Regions from separate parts of the Homo sapiens genome. Here region 2 is linked to region 1. A link is a contact called in ENCODE Hi-C or POLR2A ChIA-PET data. All regions are on one chromosome and are shown on one strand. The core of a region is the stretch at or near the end of the contact, and the rest is flanking DNA. Distances in the headings are between cores, read along the strand shown. Region 1 holds the start of LINC00683 (long intergenic non-protein coding RNA 683). Region 2 overlaps LINC00908 (long intergenic non-protein coding RNA 908).

What was found. Hi-C counts contacts between places; a loop is a spot of excess contacts on that map. ChIA-PET counts read pairs that join two places held with the same protein, here RNA polymerase II (POLR2A). Pooled maps may share reads with other maps.
Region 2: a pooled map shows a loop between it and region 1 (2.0-fold over the local background). The contact joins the enhancer-like site here to the promoter of LINC00683 in region 1. A Hi-C loop is called at or near these places in 1 of 50 pooled maps. POLR2A ChIA-PET finds 5 or more read pairs at or near these places in 2 of 52 experiments (MCF 10A and activated T-cell).

The regions. Positions count from the first base shown.
Region 1 is chr18:76,617,065-76,624,136 of GRCh38, forward strand. LINC00683 (long intergenic non-protein coding RNA 683) reads left to right here and starts at 2,713. Exons shown (of 2, transcript NR_120419.1): 1 at 2,713-4,130; 2 at 5,693-6,495. It overlaps LINC01927 (long intergenic non-protein coding RNA 1927), which reads right to left. Exons shown (of 5, transcript NR_110784.1): 5 at 5,717-6,132.
Region 2 is chr18:76,540,897-76,547,957 of GRCh38, forward strand. All of the region lies in intron 2 of LINC00908 (long intergenic non-protein coding RNA 908), which reads left to right. Among named protein-coding and RNA genes, the nearest start is that of LINC00908, 16 kb to the left of the region's middle. Within about 2 kb of position 5,180, at least 2 of the 41 ENCODE cell types and tissues checked have a DNase peak (open chromatin) inside an H3K27ac peak, as active enhancers do.

The sequences.
Region 1 (7,072 bases), core at 1,463-3,962:
CCAGCTACTCAGGAGGCTGAGGCAGGAGAATCGCTTGAACCTGGGAGGTGGAGGTTGCAACGAGCTGAGATCGTGCCACTGCACTCCAGCCTGGGCAACAGAGCGAGACTCCATCTAAAAAAATAAATAAATAAAAAAAGTTTAAAAAATAAGAAGAAGAAAAAGAAAAAAACATGTTTGGAAACCATTAACAGGTTCTCCTAAAGCCATTTTCCCTCTCCCTTCCAGAGTCCCATTTAACCCTGCTGTGGCCTCCAAATGGCACCCAAGGAGCTTCATGCCAGCATTCACACCTGTGTAGCCCCATTTCACACCTAACAGAGAGGACCTGTGTTACCACAGGTAATGCAGAATGATGGTATTAAGGACATTGCAGCTTCCGCCTTGTGTGGTCTGATCTCCCATTCTGGAGTAAGATAGCACTGTGTCCTGAGGGCAGAGGGGCAGCCCTTTGAGACCCCAGGTGAGGCAGAGCCGGCCTGGAAGTCACCCTTAGGCCCTCAGCCTGACCCACACCATGCCTGCGGTCTCGTGGGAGACCTTGAGCCAGCACCACCCCGCTGAAGTGCTCCTGAATCTCAGCCTGCAGAAACTGTGTGAGATAACCTGTGTTGATTGTTGTCTAAGCCTCTAAAGGCCGGATGAGTGTTAGGCAACAATGGATAACTAGTAGACCTGGACTTGTGTGGTTCGGGGTCCTAGATGCTAAAAATCTGGTTTTATGCTTGGATTTAAACCTACCTCTGCCTCTGCCCCGTCGGAGGTCCTTGGCATTTCCTCCCGGGTTAGGACACCTAGCCCCAGGCATCTCCTCTCATGACCTTTACCAATGTGGTGACAGTTCAGATGAAGGTCCTTGGCATGAACAGGAGTTGTAAGGATGGATATAGTGACTCGGTGATTGAATACTAAACCCAAATTTAAAATAAACGTGGGTCATTTGGTCCTATAATCTTTGAAAAAGCAATTATGTATAACGGCAGAAGGTTTCAGCTGGATGTCAGATTATACGGATCTAAGAGTCAGTAGGAGGCCAGAAGAGTGGGAACTATTCTTTTCAATGTGATGGTGGGAAGCGAAAACAGAGGGCTCTTTTTTTGTTTCTTGGTTGGTTTGTTTACTAAGGCATGGAGAGGTGAGCTTGTGTTGTGGGAATAAGAGAAGGGATTCGTGGGAGGAGATTGAAAATGCAATCTAGAGAGGGTCATGGGTGGAGAGGGGTGCAGAAAGATGGGGGTCAGCTTGACTCTTGTGGTTTCCCTGAACTCTGCCTCATTCTAGAGATAACTGGGGTGAACTGGTGTCTCAGTGGGACTGTGGAATCCACAGGTGCAGAATGAGGTGCTTGTCCAGCTGAGGTGGGTCTTCCTGGAGTTGGAAGCATGGATGTACAGGAAGCCCTGTCACCAAGGCTGGCAATTCCACCTGAGGATCAACTCGAGAAGTGGCCATCAGAAACCTGTGACGATGAACCCGTGGCTCTCCTTTTGCCTGCTGCACCCCAAGTGTGGGGACTGTACTTGGCACACAATAGGCATTTAATGCACATTGAATGGATGAAGTCTGAATGTGGTTGCTCAGAGTTGGTGATTACCGAAGTCAGAATGGAGGGAGGTCAAGGGGCTGTGTCTTGAGGGAAGAAGGAAGAACCTCGTGGCAATGGCTGAACTGGGAATCCAGAGGTAAACTGATCCAGCATGGGGGAGGGAGGCTTAGGGTCTGGAGATGATTTAATAAGAGTAGCAGGGCCCGAGAGGGAGGCAGCAGGAATGTGGCTGGAGGAGCCTCCAGGAGCCCTCTGCCAGGGTCGTGAGAACCCATGGGCTGGGGCCAGGGAGATGAGAGGTGGAGGCTGGGACCATGGTGTCCTCTTCTTAATCAAAAGCTGATGCATTTTGTTTCCTCTTGAAGGTCTCAGAGTCCCCACAAATCCCTGCCTTGTTCACAACAGTTGGGGCTTTGTGCTTCTCTCTGAAATAAAACTTTTATCTTAAAAAAAGAAAAGAGAATGTATCCAATATAGTATATCATAATCACAGTATTGGGAACTTTCCCAACCCTGGTGGGAAGGAGGAGGAAGTCGTGGGTTCACTGGGGCACAGGAAAAAAATGCCAGAGATGTCCACCCCTAATTTTTTTCCTCTCCTCTTCTGGGTTTCTGTTGTAATGGATTGAAAATACACAGGAGATGTAATGCAAAACTTGGCTTTGATTTTTTTTTCCCACCTAACTCTTTAAAGGTTTGGAAAGATTTGATTACATGGCAGGGAAAGTAAAAATGTGGATGAGATATCCTGACGCTCAGGCCACATGACCAGGTGATAAGGCGTTCAGAGACTGCCAGCGGCAGCTGCTGGCTCAGGTGCGGCCTGTGTGGGAGGACTCGTGTCTCGGTGGTTACAGAGAAGCTGGCTTCCACGGTGTGAACCCGACTGAATCACAGGCCGCTTTTTTGTTCTCCCTCGGCCTTGGAGGGCCTGGGACGTTCCTGTTGCCCAACATCCTGGTGAGCTGAGAACATTCTGTAGATTAATTAGGTTCTCTCCTCTGGCTCAGCAGGTCTGTTCTAGCCATTTGACCAAAGGCTCTCTGATATTTTCTACCAGCCTTAGAACGACAGTCTGCAGATGTGTGCACATAAATGTCTGGGAGGAGCACACAGATACTGTGGGAGGAGTGGGTCCGGCGTAGCTATTGGGAGATCTCGCTCGTACACATGGCGCTACATAGAAAGAATGCCCTGAGGTGAAGGTGACAGCTCGGCAGTTTCTTAATACCCTGAACTTGAGCGTGGCCTGCGCTAGAGAAAATACACGGTGCTTCTTAAAAACAAAAGCCAGCAGCCTGCAAGAGGGCTGTGCCTGCGAGTTCCTGGGAGCAGGAGGGGGCTGTTCCTCCGCCCCTGGCTCCAGTTTCACCCAAGTCACTTCACAGCAGTTGGAAGGAGGTCACCAATTGTTGAGTGTAGGCGGGGGGCGGGGAGGGAGAGGAAGAGGGATGAAAAGGGAAGGCCCGGGTCAGCTGGGAGAGGAGCTCGCGGGCTTTCCGGCGGGCTGGCCTGAAGTGGAAGGGCCCAGGGCTGCCTGCCACCCTCAGATGCCACGCAGGTGTTGGGAGGGCACCCGTCTGTGGGCTCAGGGACGTGTTCCCACCGACAGGCACAGAACGGAAAGCACCTTGGGGGAGACGCCCTTCTCCCCATCTCAGGAGGGAGGCCGGGCCTGCAGACCTCCAGCCCTTCCCCAGCGCTCGCTGTGAGCTCCCCCCCCCCACCCGCCCCCCACGTGCTGGGGAGCAGGTCCGTTTCCCCACCAGTTTGCCTCTGGTCTTTGTGTTTGCTCTGAGGCCAGGCGCGCCCCCTGCTGCAGGCCTGGGCTCCTGTGTGGAGTTCTCCTTTCAGATGTTGCTAAAATGTCTTGAAAGGCTGCGGCCACACCAACAGACGTCGTCCGGCCTTCTTCACACGCAACGAAGCGCCCAGGTGGAAATGCATGTACCCGCGGCAGCTTCTCGGCAGCGGGCTTCCTGGGACGGAAGACACAGGCTCGCCCGAGGGAGACGGAAGCAGGGGATCTGCTAGAACTCAGCTCGCCTCCTCCTTTCTCAGCAGGGCAGAGAATCATGGGCTTGTGCTGACGAAAGCTCCAGAAAATGGACTCATTTAACCTTTCCAAAGATATTATCCAAGCTGCAAAATCTTGGCAATCTGAAGACCTTTTAAGTCGATATACCAAAGAGCTTTAGTCAGGATTGAATGCAAAATGCCAAAATTTCACTTTTAAAATCATCGTAACATCTAAATACAACCTAAGCACACTTGTAAACTGATGCCGAACAGGCACTTGGAGAGCCCTCCCTGCACCCCTTCCTCGCCCCCTCCTTTGTGCAAATGCTGTTTGCCCAGAACTTCAGCCACTGAAAATCCTGGGAACTTTCTCTTCCTGGCTGCCAACCTAGCAGTTTGGACTCACAGACGAGATTTTTAAATCACTGAGGGATTTAAGCCTCTCTGTGTCACAGAAAAGCGAACACCCTCCCAGTTGAAGGTGGCCCCAAAGATGCGGGCCTGGGACCCAGGACTTCTGCAGGAGAGTGGACGCCTGGGTGCCCCCCGCCTTGCCCTGCACATGGTAGGTGCTCAATAATTACACAATAAATATTCACACAAAGCAGTGATTCTGCCGAAGAGATCCACTGCAATGCACCTGGCTTCCTAGAAGCAATAAATGAAAAGCTTTTCTATTTTTTTAAGAAAAGAAAAGATTAATGAAGCCCTGACGTAGAGGCAGAGAGCTCAACAGAATCCAGTGACTCAAGGCGTGCGCAGAAGCAATTTGCTTCTGAAACTCTAAACACCGTTCTTTAGTACTTCCTGACACTCCTCAGCAGCAAGCAAATAAATATTTACATGTGGAAGGAGACTGTCCTTTGAAATGTAGGTTGTTCCATTCAGAAGAGAAATACGGCAAGGTGCCACTACTTTAGTGGCAACACGCGTTATTATTTATGTTTTCCAGTTTGAAAATCGTGCACTTTCTATCAGGACCCTTAAATGGTAAACACTGATTCCCACGTGAAGCGAATTAGTCCAGCAGCCACCCCCCCCTTGGTGGTTCAGGGACAACAGCATAAGCTTTGACAAATCACCCTTTGTTTTATGCTTTGATTACCTGGTGAGCTAAAAACAATGATAGTAAAAGCCTGGACCTGCCATGTATTCAGTCTGCATTTGTTACTCTCCCCTTTCTTCCATTTATGAGTTTGTTCCCAAAAGATTTTTTTAAAAAAATTCTGACTTGAGTAACTTTTCCTCTGATCTGATCTGTTGTCAAATTAGTGGGTGGCAGGAGAAAGCCAGTCACATGATATCATCGTTTCCTATTCAAACAGACGGCTTTTTTTTTTTCAGTAAAAATACTCGACTGCAAGACTATGAGTGTGCAGATAATTCTGCTGCTTACTCCGATTGGAGGTGTCTCCAGGGAGTTTCCAAGCACAGGAAGCATTCCTGCTCTGAGGTTTCGGAAGAACACTTTCAGCAGGATTTTGGGTCACTGAAATGAAAGTGAACTATGCTCTGTACAAATGTATCATGTTTAATTCAGGAGAAATTCATGCATTTCTTTGTTCTATAAATATTTACTGGCAGCTCGTTTTGTATAGGAGGCTGCCACCTCCCAAAAGCCCCCTGCTCCTCGAGTGGGTTGAGCCTGAAACCCCACATCCACAGACGTGCCCAGCGGCCTTGGGTGCTCAACACAGGCTCGTTCAGGTACGACCAGATAACGGGGCATACCTGGTCCCAGAGTTCAAGGGCTTGTCTTATTTTATTTTAAACATCAGACTCTAACTGCTTGTTTAATCTAAATGTTAGCAATCAACCTACAGCCACCTGAAATATGTGAGTGGTGTTTAACAGATGATAAAGATCATATATTACTTGCATGGAAAGAATGTAGAAATATAGGTGTCCCTTTTAGTCTTTAGTGTGTCCCCATAATCAATGTCCCCAGCTCATTAATGAAAAGGTCCCCTCCTCCTCCCCCATCGCTGCCCTCATTCCTATAATGTAAACAGCCACCAATGGCTCCTATTTCTTTGTTCAAACAAACAATAGCCTTATAACGAAGAAGAAAATTAGTATCAGGTGAAAGCCTCACTTCAGGGTGCTTATGGCTTTTTCTTTTTTCAGAATAACAGAGTACACCAGTCATCATAAGAAGAAAAATTCACATTTAAAGTTTGGAAAGCAACAGGACAAAGGTCTGTCTTCAGTGGTGCGTAGACATGCTCGTGATTGAATTGGAAATAGTTCTCTTTCCTTCTCTCTGACTTCCTAACTGAAAAGCTGCAGCGTGGGGAGAAAGGCTGCTCAGAAGCCTGGAGCCAGAACACGCACCCCGGCTTTTGCAGGGCCGGCTCACTTGGTTAGAATCAAAGGAAAAGCCTTGTTATTTGGGAAGCTGGGCGTCCTCACCAAATTAGGGGATTTAATTTGCAGATATCTAAGGAGTGCTTTGAAATGAAAGATGAACTAAAATCTGCTCTGAGGCCCGTGATTTTTCACCAGTGAAGGACTCTCTTGCTGCTGGACATACATGAAAAGCATCATCTGATCTGAAACGCAAGTCCCTGCAAGACAGAGGAGAGACTTTATAAACATTTTATACCATTCTATGAAATCAATTCGATTCAGGGCTAGAATTCAAGAAGTAATCCATGGGCAAGTATATCTGATGGTAAACCCAAACGATTATATTGTTAACCTCTTGTACTTTTTTTAATTTTTTATTATTTGATATTATTATCACAAAAGTCGCTGGAACAGGATCCATGAGCTGCTTCTTCACTGCTTAGTGTTTTCAGAAGCTGATGGATTATTAAGCTCCAATTGAATACTTGATTTCCAATGATTCCATTAATTTTTCTGGTTTGTGGTAGGATTTGATTTACTTATTTTGTACTTTAACACACCAATAAAAAATAGATACTAAGAAATAGTGAAATTTGTTGCTTCAAAATAACCCTTAAAATTTAGAGTTTAGTGAAATTAAGCAATTCAAATAGAGAAACGATTATCCTTCATTTCCTTAAGGCACAGAAATTGAGACTAGGTTCAAGAACCTTCATATTTTAAAAACTGGAAAATACTGGCTAAGTGAGGACTGGGCGGTCATCCTCCACACATGCTCTGTGTGCTTGGAGCGAAGAGGGGAACGCACTGAATGAGATGAACTGGAAGGAGGTGCAGCAGCGAAGGAAATCCTTCTGTTGGGAGAGTTCACGTGTTTAGGATAATCCTTCGAATAGGACGCAACAGTGATGTGAGGAGAAGCTTTGGAGCTGATTTAGATTGAGACAGTCTATCACAGGCTGTTTGGTTGCATCCCTTTGGGGCCAGTCTCATTTTAGGTCTAAATATGCAGGAATGGGGCTCTGGCTTCCAGAAGTTTCAGGCTGCAAAAGGCTGGGGCCACCATCTTTACAGATAATCCATTAGTTTGATTCTCTTGGGGGCCAGGAAGAAAACCAAGAACACTCAATGGACTATGGGACTCAAATAATCCACAGG
Region 2 (7,061 bases), core at 3,930-6,429, 74 kb before region 1:
TTTACCACGCTCTTTTGTGGGAAATTGACATGATCAATGTGTTCTCAAGGTCTGGTTTTTGCCAAAGCATCACATTTTTTCTGATAGAAATTTACTGTCCCCTTGGCAAGATCCATGTTATTGGAACATTTCCAGGAAGCCCTTTGGTGGCATGTGAGACCTGGCTCCGTGGCACTGGACAAATCTCCTGAAGCAGAAGTTTCAGTGGCTCCTGGAACAGCACCCCCCCTACGGGGAGCCAAGAACTCCCAGGAAGGGGGGGTGGGGGTTGGGATGCACAAGCCACCAGCTCTGTCGGCTCTGGAGTGACACTAAGAGAAGAAAGACGAAGACAGTAGCTCTCGTCTCAATGCGTGTTCATCACATTTGTCACTAGGAGACCCCATTTCAGTGCGTTCGGTGATCAGAAAGATTGTATCTTTGCTAATGTGCTGATATTCACGGGCTGCACATCTGGCAGAAGGGGAGAGAGCAAGACCTCTGGGACGCTGTTATCTTGGCTGGAGTCCAGACCCCATTCTGATGTCTTGAGCAGATGACTTAACTTCTTCAGCCTCAGTTTCCTCTTTGTGACATTGGAATGATGCTGTTACCCACTTCTTAAGGACGTTATAAAATAACAGCACGTAAGAGCTGCTTTAAACTATGAAGAACTTTGTAAATGGTGGTAAGGTTTTATTTAATAGGAAGAGAATATGAGCAGAGAAAACTTTATTCATTTTTAAGATATAAAATGTGTGGAAAATTACAGTGAATAGATTTTATAACACATCCTTTTTCTCTGTGTTCACTGCAGATTTTCACATAATTTTTAAAAAATCACCATATGTCGGCCAGGCGCAGTGGCTCACGCCTGTAATCCTAGCACTTTGGGAGGCCGAGGCGGGCGGATTACAAGGTCAAGAGATGGAGACCATCCTGGCTAACACGGTGAAACCCCGTCTCTACAAAAAACACAAAACTTAGCCAGGCGTGGTGGCGGGTGCCTGTAGTCCCAGCTACTCAGGAGGCAGAGGCAGGAGAATGGCATGAACCTGGGAGGCGGAGCTTGCAGTGAGCCGAGATCGTGCCACTGCACTCCAGCCTGGGCGACAGAGCGAGACTCCTTCTCAAAAAAAAAAAAAAAGAAAATCACCCATATGTCTGGAAATCTTGCCTTAAAGTAGGTCTTTTTAAAAAATACTATTAGGTTGCCTGTAATCCCAGCACTTTGGGAGGCCGAGGCGGGCGGATCACGAGGTCAGGAGATCGAAACCATCCTGGCTAACACGGTGAAACCCCATCTGTACTAAAAATACAAAAAATTAGCCAGGCTTGGTGGCGGGTGCCTGTAGTCCCAGCTACTTGGGAGGCTGAGGCAGGAGAATGACATGAACCCGGGAGGCGGAGCCTGCAGTGAGCCGAGATTGCACCACTGCACTCCAGCCTGGGTGACAGAGTGAGACTGTCTCCAAAAAAAAAAAGATACTATTAGGTTGAACCACATAAAATTACCACTTGTTCAGTCAAAAATGGTCAAATATAAGCAATTTCATGTGGTTTGTCTGGATATTTTTCTCAAAAAAAGTTTTAGTTGGAGATTGCATTCCTTAAAAAAATTGATATCAAATAAATGATATGTTCATGATTGAAACAGTATGTCATAAAAACAAAGCTGCAATAATTATTGATGCCTACACTAATTTTAAATAGTCAAATTATGCTCCATGTCATTGCATGTTAGAGCTGAGAAGCACCTAAGAGATCATTAATCTAACATTGTTTTTAAGATATGGAAATTGAGTCTCAAAGAGGTTAATCACACATACAGGACCAGAACTCATATTTCCTGATTTCTAATTCAGTACTTTCCCCCCCATTCTATACAGCCACGCTATACAACATGCATATGAAATAGCCTGATTGTACAAGAGCCCTAGTGTTCTGTCAGATTTGCATATAAAAAGATTCTAAGAAATCACAGTTCTACTATAGCGTAAATAAGACCTAAATGAAAATATTAGCTGTTGAAATATTAAACATGTACTTAATGCTTTTGCTCACCTCTTTACACTTCAGGGCATATATATGACAAGCGATTTGGACCAACTCTTTCATGGATGGTCTTCAAGTACCTTCCCAGGACTCTGCCTCCCAAGTCCCTGAAGCAACTTAGCCCCATTCACCCCACCACCAAAAATGTGAGGAAAAAAAGATGTGGCCAGGTGCGGGCTCACGCCTATAATCCCAGCACTTTGGGATGCCAAGGTGGCCGGATCACAAGGTCAGGGGTTTGAGACCAGCCTGGCCAACATGGTGAAACCCTGTCTCTACTGAAAATACAAAAATTAGCAGGTATGGTGGCACATGCCTGTAGTCTCAGCTACTCGGGAGGCTGAGGCAGGAGAATCGCTTGAACCTGGGAGGCGGAGGTTGCAGTGAGCCTAGACTGCGCCATTGCACTCCAGCCTAGGCAACAGAGCGAGACTCCATCCCCCCAAAAAAAAGAAGAAAAGATGTATCCTGGTCTTCTGCATAATGTGCACTGTCCATCTGTTGGACATGGACTGATCACGGTCATGTTCCTGCTGGTGAGGAGGTGCCAGAAGGACATGTGTAGGAGAGACAGTGAGCGTGTGCTACTCGGAGCTTAGGAAGGGCTGTTCGTTGAATTGAAATCTGAACATGTTGATCTCATTCTTACGTTTGTAGGGGGAATCCCAAATTGTCAGCAACCCATCACTCCCAGGCAAAATCCAAACTGCTGGGCTGTCCCCTTGGACTGATTTGTGTGCTGGCTTTTGGGGACAGCTATCCTCTGCACAGTGGACACCAGGCTCTGTTAAGCTGACCTCTAATGTGCCTTGAGGTTGGTTACCTTGGTGAGTTCACTGTCCTCCCAGAGTTGGAGAAACCCTCCAAGGCGAGTTAAACTGGGTGGGTGATTGGCCCCAAACCGGAGGGTTAAATAACAGAAGTTATGCTGGAGTCAGGCTTGGAGGATTTGGCTTCATGATGTGCAGATTTTTTTTTTTTTTTTGAGGCGGAGTCTCACTCTTGTCGCCCAGGCTGGAGTTTAGTGGTGCAATTTTGGCTGACTGCAACCTCCACTTCCCGGATTCAAGAAATTCCTGTCTCAGCCTCCCAGGTAGCTGGGATTACAGGCACCTGCCTCAGCACCTGGCTAAATTTTGTATTTTTAGTGGAGACAGGGTTTCACCATGTTGGCCAGGCTGGTCTCGAACTCCTGACTTCAGGTGATCCACCCTCCTGGGCCTCCCAAAGTGCTGGGATTATAGGCGTGAGTCACCGTGCCTGGCCTCCGTGCAGAATTTCAGGTGGCGTCAGGGCTGTGGTCATGACAGAGACACATAGAAGTGGAAAATCAGTCCCTTCGTTACCTGCTACCTCCTCAAGGCACCCACGGCTCTCTTTATGTGTTAGAGCATTTGGCCTATGTTTTGAGTATATAGCTCTGTTTCATTTCTTTGGCTGGGAGCCTCCTTTGGGCAGGCAGAGTGTATTTTTTTCTCTTTGGGTCCCCTGTTCCTATTACATAGGAGACATTCATTGAAACTGTGGAATGAGTGAATGGATGAATGAATGTGTATGTGCTCCGACTAGGACTTTGTTTGATGAATAGGCAGGGTGGACTTATGTAATATGATTTGAGTGGCATCATCTGCCACCAATTTGTGGAATGACGTTATTAATCATTCATCTGGTTGGATGAAAGGCTTCTTCCTGGCTGGCATGGCTTTTGAAATGTAGCACCCTGCAGGGGTAGAGTAGGGCAAACCTCTGAAGTCATTACCACCCATTAGCAGCTGAGTGTGAATTGGTTAATCAGCTCACTTCCCTCCTGGGGGCTCCCTGAGAGCAGGCCTGGAGGGCCCTGTGGGTCTGGGCTGGTGCAGAAGAGGCAGGGGGGTTTCAGGGCTGGGTGGGCTAAGTGTCAGGAAAAGACCTTCGGAGAGAAGAAGCAAGGAACTTAGAGGGGAAGGGGGCTCCAACAAACTCCTCCCAGCTTTTCCAGGAAGGCTGCCCCGGGGCCTCTAATAGGTGAGCTGGGACCTAAGACGCCCACCACCCCCAAGGTCAGGGGGATTCCTTTGTGTGTGTGCATTTGCCTTTCTACTTATTCTTCTTAAAGAAATTACCCATAAGCTGCCTAACAGTGCCTGATCTACAGAACACTCAATAAATGTTGAAAAACAGCAAAATGTGGAAAGCATGGTTTTGCAAACCAACCCTGACTCTCTCAAGAGTCAATAGGATGACGCTGGGCCAGTAGCTTCCTCTCTTGGGTTCTTTCTTCAGCATCAATTGCTGATCAGACCATGGCTCTGATGGGGGCTCGTGTGCGCGCATGCATGTGCATGCAGGAAAGTGTGTGTGTGGGGGGGGGGAGTGCATGTGGTGCGTGGTGGGGGTGTGCATGCATGTGTATCTGTGTGTGTGCACACGGGTGCAAGTGTGTGTAGGGGGAGTCTCTGTGAGTTGGGCTATTTAAATGTTTAAGGAAATGATCAGTATCAGGGCAATGTTTTTGAATAGTTAAATGTGATTCAAGAAAACTGTTTTAAGAAAGAAATAAACGGTGCTATGACAACCCACAAGTTAAAAAGAGACCCGTATCTGGAAACAAGGGATAATGTGCCATGTTTTCCTGCAGGGCAAGCTGTGTCCCAGCCCCTGTGTTGGAAGACCTGAGCCACTGCAAACTGCTTTGGGGGCAGCTCAACCAAGGCACATCCACAGCGCAACATGCCCCACACAAGTCCAACAGCCCAACACTCCTTTCCAACGCATAGGCCTGTTTTCCGCAGAAGGCACACAACTCACACATGCTCCGTTTCCATTTTGCAACCTCACATCCGTAGGTTTTTCTAACATTGTTATTTCCCACAAATTGCATCTTTTGCGGCACATGATAAAACGAACTAGGTTAAGCTGAAATCGTGTAGCCACTTCCCATGGCCTGGTGAGGAAATCAGAGTGTGTTTTGCTTTGTATTCTATTCCCACCTCAAAGGCAGGATTAAAGTAGCACTGCTTGTCACGTCTCATTATGGAAATCGGTGTGGCCCTCACAGGGGCGCAGTCAGTTCGGGACTAGGAGCTGCTCTGAAGGTGTGACCTGCCTGCAGTCCAAGACCACAACCTGTCATTTCAGAGCAGGGAAGACCAGCCAAATCTCCCAGCAGTCTTAATCGTATTCACAAAAAAAAAAAAAAAAAAAAAAGGAGGCAGAGGGTCATGGGTTTCCCCATTCCGTAAACTGCTTGCGAAAATAGAATGGATTTCTCGCTTTGTTTGCTTTCTATTATCACATTGCATGGGCAGAAAGAGGCATGTTTTCTTCTGTTTTAAAATGTGCAAGAACCAGGGACACAGATCCCTGTTTCAAGAACATCTTCCAGATGGAAACGATTAGAATGCCCCCTCCTTACTTTCTTCATGCTCATCTCTTCTAATACGTTGGCTTTTCCTTGCCGGAAGTCAAGGAGCAAGCAGTAAGGAAGTGTATGCCTCTGCATTTGTTCTCTTAATTGTCACAAATAATTGGATTTTGGGAGAGAGACAGGAAGGGTCGAGGTGGGGCTACCTTATGTGAGGAGGCAGGAAGAGTTGTCCCAGGATGTTGCATTGCTCTGTTTTGTTTGTTTCTTTCTTTCTTTTAGAGCTCTGAGGGTGAATTTGATTCTTCTGTATTTTTTTTCCTTTTTTGGTGAGCTTCGTTTGGGGTTTTCCACGCTATCATTATTACGAACAATGAACCAGGGGAAGAAGGGTAGGGAGGAAAAGGTTTACTGGAAATAATTACGAGGCTGCTGCACAAATCAGGAGACAGGATGGTATAGAATTTTATTTCATTCTGTCTCCCTGCACTTGAGTCTCAAGTATGCTTCCCATAACGATGCAATTAATCTTGACATATAAAGACTGACCAGAATTCTAAACCTTAGGAAAACACACCTCAGCAAAATTCTACATGATGTTAACATAAAAAGCATGAGACAAGAAGGGAATTTAAATGATTAAAAATAATTGTAATGTAATTTCACTGCGTTCATCCATACCATTGCATTTCTTGAGCCGTTTTTACCTAATGCTGCTCCGAGAGAGAAGAGCATCTGAAAGCGGAGTCTGCATCGGGGTTGTCTCTCTGTTTATTTCTTCCACTCCCCTGTCTTCAAGGCTCTTCCAAGAATGGACCTCACAGTCTCCTTCAGTCATTCACTCAAAGACGTAACCATCCTCTGGGCTAGGAAATGCATCCTTGCAGCTCTCTCAAGCTGTTTACTCTCCACTCTTCCGACCTCTCTTCAGAATGACATTTCTCAGAGAGCAAAGTCCCTCTCATTTGCCTGGGAAATCTGCGATGCATTATCTAATACAGCTCATCCTCTAATAGATACTGATAGAAATCGATTTAAACCTTTACAACTCCTATTAATTATACACTTGAGATTTCAATAGCTGGTGAACGAAAACTTCACTAATATCCCGTAATCAGGCAGAGCGAGACAGCGTGGTAGAAATTGTAAATGTATATCAAGCCAGTATACGGAAGAAATGATCCAACATGTGTGTACAAAGGGTAAAACCGTGAGTGTGTGTGTGAGCGAGGCCAGCTGTGAAGCTCTGGCCTGCCTCCGTACCACTCCAGCTGCAGCTTAATGTGGTAACTAAGAGAGCAAAGCCCGCGAGGTTTCTCAAAAGACAGGTAGAACCCCAGACTGGGAGTTTCTTAGACATGAAAGGGCATCTTTTATTTTCTTCTTCTTCTTTTTTTGTTTTTTTTGAGATGGAATTTCTCTCTTGTTGCCCAGGCTGGAGTGCAATGGTGCAATCTCGGCTCACCGCAATCTCCGCCTTCCGGATTCAAGCAATTCTCCTGCCTCGGCCTGCCGAGTAGCTGGGATTACAGGGATGCACCACCAAGCCTGGCTAATTTTTTTTTTTTATAGTAGAGACGGGGTTTCTCCATGTTGATCAGGCTGGTCTTGAACTCCCGACCTCAGGTGATCCACCTGCCTCGGCCTCCCAAAGTGCTGAGATTGCACGCGTGAGCCAACG